2 separate regions of the Homo sapiens genome follow, and region 1 is linked to region 2. Evidence: chromatin contacts called from ENCODE Hi-C or POLR2A ChIA-PET data. All regions are on one chromosome and are shown on one strand. The core of a region is the stretch at or near the end of the contact, and the rest is flanking DNA. Distances in the headings are between cores, read along the strand shown. Region 1 holds the start of PPP1R11 (protein phosphatase 1 regulatory inhibitor subunit 11). Region 2 holds the start of H4C1 (H4 clustered histone 1).

Region 1 (2,700 bases), core at 82-2,581, 4.0 Mb after region 2:
TTCTGTTTGAACTAAAAACTTTCAAGGGGAACAAATGCATACTCAGGTCCCGCATTCCTTGGCTCAAATAGTGATCAAGGGGTTACTGTAATAATTATCATATAATTGTGTGGCCCTTTATATATATTCAGAGCTCTCAAACATAGCTATCTTGTTTGACCCCCACAGCAACCTGGAGAATGGGCAGGGCAGTCTTCCCCACTGTACGTTTGAACTGTTCTGGCAGTTGACTTTCCTGACCCACTCCTGAAATCTGAAACAAACCTGTTCATGTTTCTACCCTACTTTAAGCCTTTCTCTGGCCCATAACAGTGATTGGATTAAGCTTAATTTCTTAGCAAAGCATACAGGTTCTTCCATATAACCACTGCCTACCTGTCAAGCTTCATCTGGCACTCCCTCAGATCCAAGCGGTACAAAACTCCATTTCCTGTAGTGCACACATCTACAACTTTTTAAGCTGCTCTTCTAAAAAAACCTACTTGTCGGCCTTCCTGGTTCTTGTTTTACCACTTTCTTTTGCTCTCTAAGAAACGTGCATATATTTTTATAAAATAGCCTATACTGTAATTTACGACCATTTCTCTGCTTCATCCTACTCATCACCCCAGAGAGAACGAATATGTTGGCAGTATGTAACTACATTCAGATTTACAAATCAGACATGGCATTTGTTAATGCCCCAGTGTTTCATATTTTTGTTAGTTTTCAGCATGCCTGTCTTTCCTACTAGAGCTAAAAGGCAGGGTCTGAGCGTCTTACGCGCCTCCATCTTCAAGGCGTAGCACAGTGACTGAAAAAAACTGACGTTGAACGTGCACTAAACTGAACTGCTCAAACACCTACAGGCACAGGGCGAGGGGTAGAACCACATCGCTTGACTCTTAAGTGTGTTTCCAACTGCTCCCACTTCCCGTTTTCTTTAGAGAAACCCAGACCAAACAAGGAAAGGGAAATAGGCCACGGTAGGGTCATTACTATTGCTCCTTAAGCTTCCTCGCCGGTCCACCTACCCAGACAAGGCAAACGGAAATCTGCAGCAGGACTCAGCTTGGTGCACACAACTCCGCCCTCGCCACACCCACTCTGCAGCGTCTGGCCCGGCAATACCCATCTGGGCGCCCCTCCTGCTTCCTCTAGGCTGTGAGTACGCGTGCTGCCCCAGACTCTCCCTCCTCCACCCACACCCGCAGTGACACCCCTTCCGCCAAATTTGTTTCTCTTTCTTTCAGCGCCTGCGCGCTGTCACGTTACGGCGGAACTAATCCAGCGACGCCTGCGCTTTGACGCATTTGGTGCCGTGGAAGGGAAAAAGGGGGACTGCAGTATGCGTCACACCCGGAAGCGGCGAGCCGGAAGTGGGGTTAGCCAGGTTATCCCCAGGGGTGGAGAAGCGGAGGCCCAGGAGGAGGGGGAATAAAGAAGGTGGAGGATCCTGGCTACCACTCTGAATCCGATACCGCTTCTCTTAGACCTCAGCGACAGAAAAAGGGAAGGGTGTCTCATCCCCCTTCCTCCTCTCCTCCCTGTCCTGAGCCTTAGCCATGGCCGAGGCAGGGGCTGGGCTGAGCGAGACCGTCACTGAGACAACGGTTACCGTGACAACCGAGCCCGTGAGAAAGGCGGGGGGGCGGTGCTGTTTAGGGGTCTGGGAGATACTGGGAGGGAGGGGACAGGGATTAGAAGAGTTGTTGGAGGAGCTAGGCCTAGGGATATGGGAGGTGTGGGGTTGAATATCTAGGGCTGGGAGAATCGGAAGGTATTGGAGCTATTTGGAGTGGCAGAGATGGTGCAGGAGGCAGGTCAAGGAACTTGTAATAGGGAGGTACAGTTAGGATATAGGTGTTGCTGCTTGGGGTGGTTATGTGTGTAAGTAATAAACGAAAGGGAAATTGAGGATTAAGGAGCCAGGAAGATGTTGGGAGGAAATCAAAGGTAGTGTAAGAAAGCATGGTTGGAGGCCAACTTATCAATATTATCAATATTGATATTCGAATAAATATTTATTGAATGGATGAATGTAAAAGGAAGTGGCAGGAATGAGGAAACAAGAAAAGGAGATGAAAAGAGGTATTTTGAGAAATCAGAGAGCAAAGATGTAAATGGAGAAACAAGAAGTATTTATCCAAAAACATGTTAAGTTGCCTTCAAAGGGAGAAGGTTGCATTGGGCTTAATACTCTTGGATTAAAGGAAGTTTAGTAATTAATAGATTAGTAATACTTGCTACTAGAGATGCCAGGATGCCAGAGAATAGGTGGATAAGAGGTAGGGAGGGCTGGAGCTTGAGAATGAGAGAGGTTTTGTTTGTTTTTTTAAGAGAAAAAGAATAGGGGATCTGGAAAAAGGAAGGGAGATCAAAGATTAGGTGCTGGGGACTGAAAAATAATTTTCATGTATTAATACTACCAAGGATGATTTGGGGAGGAAGACGGAGAAACAGCAAGGATTATATTTTCCTTTGAAGAGTTGCTGGGACCTTTCCTAGGTTAGGAATTGTGTCTTCTCTTATACTGGTGGTATAAGAACAGGAAATAATACTTATTCCTCAAGGGACTATCTGAGGTAAAAGACCTGTTCTGTTTTATCTTCTGTCAGCTCCTCTGGTGCTATGCCTATGGTACTGATTGAGCTAAAGAAGAAAAGAGAGGAGGTTCCCTGGGAGGGAGTGGGAAAGGTTAGTAAGAGGGGACTAGATAGG
Region 2 (2,700 bases), core at 146-2,645:
AAATAATAGTAGTAATAAAATACCACTTAAATAATCATCTGTAGAGTTGGAATAGAATATAGTAGCCGGTGAAACTGCACGATTGTTGCTGGCTTAAAGATAGACCAATCAGAGTGTGTAACGTCATATTTAGCGTCTTCTATCATCCAATCACTGCACTTTACACACTATAAATAGAGCAGCTCATGGGCGTATTTGCGCTAGTGTTGGGTGTTCCGCTGTGCTGTTTTTCCGTCATGGCTCGCACTAAGCAAACTGCTCGGAAGTCTACTGGTGGCAAGGCGCCACGCAAACAGTTGGCCACTAAGGCAGCCCGCAAAAGCGCTCCGGCCACCGGCGGCGTGAAAAAGCCCCACCGCTACCGGCCGGGCACCGTGGCTCTGCGCGAGATCCGCCGTTATCAGAAGTCCACTGAACTGCTTATTCGTAAACTACCTTTCCAGCGCCTGGTGCGCGAGATTGCGCAGGACTTTAAAACAGACCTGCGTTTCCAGAGCTCCGCTGTGATGGCTCTGCAGGAGGCGTGCGAGGCCTACTTGGTAGGGCTATTTGAGGACACTAACCTGTGCGCCATCCACGCCAAGCGCGTCACTATCATGCCCAAGGACATCCAGCTCGCCCGCCGCATCCGCGGAGAGAGGGCGTGATTACTGTGGTCTCTCTGACGGTCCAAGCAAAGGCTCTTTTCAGAGCCACCACCTTTTCAAGTAAAGTAGCTGTAAGAAACCAATTTAAGACAAAAGGGAATGCATTGGGAGCACTTTTCGTTTTAATGCTACTGAAGGCTTCAAAACCAATCGATTTCGGCCGGTCGCGGTGACTCACGCCTGTAATTCAAGCACTTTGAGAGGCTGAGGCGGGCGGATTACCAGAAATCAGGAGTTCGGGATCAGCCTGGCCAACATGGCCGAATCCCGTCTCTACGAAAAATACAAAAACACGCCGGGCGCGACGGCGAGCGCTTGTAATCCCAGCTACACTCTGAAGGCTGAGGCAGGAGAAACACTTGAACCTGAGAGGCAGAGGTTTCAGTGAATCGAGATGGCTCTAATGTACTCCAGTCTGGGCGACAGAGAGATTCGGTTAAAAAAAAAGTTCGACTTAAAATAATTCTGGAGTCAGAATGGGTTTACATTTAATTCTTAACCCAGTTCCTCAAAGCCTGTAGCTCTGTTAAGAAAATAAAGGCCATTGGTCAAGCCTGCTTGGTCCCACCCTCATCTCCCCACCCTCCCCCAATCGCTGCTCCCGCCATTTCCTGGGGCTTGGAGGAGGGGTTAAAGGAGCGGACTGTAGGCGTCACATTTCCCGCCTGCGCGCTTTTCAGTCTCAGTGTCCGCTGGAGGTGGGGGCAGGGGTAACGTAGATATATAAAGATCGGTTTCCTATTCTCTCACTTGCTCTTGGTTCACTTCTTGGGAAGTCATGTCTGGACGTGGTAAGGGCGGGAAGGGTTTGGGTAAGGGGGGTGCCAAGCGCCACCGCAAGGTGTTGCGTGACAACATCCAGGGCATCACCAAGCCGGCCATCCGGCGTCTGGCCCGGCGTGGCGGTGTGAAGCGGATCTCTGGTCTGATCTACGAGGAGACTCGCGGGGTGCTCAAGGTGTTTTTGGAGAACGTGATCCGTGACGCTGTCACCTATACGGAGCACGCCAAGCGCAAGACAGTCACTGCCATGGACGTGGTCTACGCGCTTAAGCGCCAGGGACGCACCCTTTATGGCTTTGGCGGTTAAGGTTGCTGATTTCTCCACAGCTTGCATTTCTGAACCAAAGGCCCTTTTCAGGGCCGCCCAACTAAACAAAAGAAGAGCTGTATCCATTAAGTCAAGAAGCTCAATGTGTAATTAAGATGAATGATACTGAGCTGACATCCTAAAAAGGAAAGATTAGGGGAACTCCAAGTTTGCCCTCCACTCACTACATATGGGTAGGGGAGCAACGATATTCCAACTCTGAAGAAAGAGTGGAAAAAAAGTAGTGTTAAAAATTTGTATTAGTTTCCAAGGGACAAAGAAGCGCTGCCCAATCAATGAGGGCCATTCGTAGCTGTCAACCAATCAGAACTGATGAGCTAATATTTCCTGAGGCAAGCCAGGGAGCCGGAGGGGAAGCTAAGAAGCTTATTGAGAAAAAACAAAAACCCTGTTTTAGGAAAAAAAAAAACCATCTTTTAGCGATTATGAAATAAAATCACAGAGACATTTAAGTATCCCTCAATCATGTACTGAGAGCAATACTAAATTTATCGCCACCAATACAGTTTTACTCTATTAAAAAGACCCTGAAAATTGAAACCCTATTCAGACTCCTGGAATACCCAGGACACTAAATTCAGGGGAGATTAAAATCTGTTTTAGAGAGAAAAGGCACCTTTTTCAGTGTTACCGCGGCCTTCAGCAGTTAACCTTTTTTTTTCCCCCTTTACGCAGAAATGGAAATTTGGGTGATAGAAATATTCCGAAATTAAATTGTGATGATGGTTGTACAACTAAGAAAACACGGTAAAATTCATTGAACTGTACCTAAAGTGGGCAAATTTTGTGGTACATTAAATATCAATAAAGCTGATTATATACATACACATATATTTTTATATATGCAGAGAGAGAAATGATGCAAGCAGGGTGGTAGGACATGAGGTTGGTAGCATAGGCAATGTTGGTCTGTGAAGGGCCACCTGTGCTAAACCTGGAAGC

What was found. Hi-C counts contacts between places; a loop is a spot of excess contacts on that map. ChIA-PET counts read pairs that join two places held with the same protein, here RNA polymerase II (POLR2A). Pooled maps may share reads with other maps.
Region 1: a loop to region 2 is called in a map of chondrocyte, with 8 times the contacts of the local background. The contact joins the promoter of PPP1R11 here to the promoter of H4C1 in region 2. A Hi-C loop is called at or near these places in 1 of 168 maps with a recorded cell type or tissue (chondrocyte) and 6 of 50 pooled maps. POLR2A ChIA-PET finds 5 or more read pairs at or near these places in 2 of 52 experiments (IMR-90 and activated T-cell).

What each region holds. Positions count from the first base shown.
Region 1 is chr6:30,065,867-30,068,566 of GRCh38, forward strand. PPP1R11 (protein phosphatase 1 regulatory inhibitor subunit 11) reads left to right here and starts at 1,332. Exons shown (of 3, transcript NM_021959.3): 1 at 1,332-1,613. The coding sequence starts at 1,545.
Region 2 is chr6:26,020,254-26,022,953 of GRCh38, forward strand. H4C1 (H4 clustered histone 1) reads left to right here and starts at 1,396. Exons shown (of 1, transcript NM_003538.4): 1 at 1,396-1,797. The coding sequence starts at 1,426. The coding sequence ends at 1,737. It overlaps H3C1 (H3 clustered histone 1), which reads left to right and starts at 198. Exons shown (of 1, transcript NM_003529.3): 1 at 198-705. The coding sequence starts at 237. The coding sequence ends at 647. RefSeq lists enhancers at 1-526, 527-1,343, 861-960, 991-1,040, 1,344-2,159 and 2 more.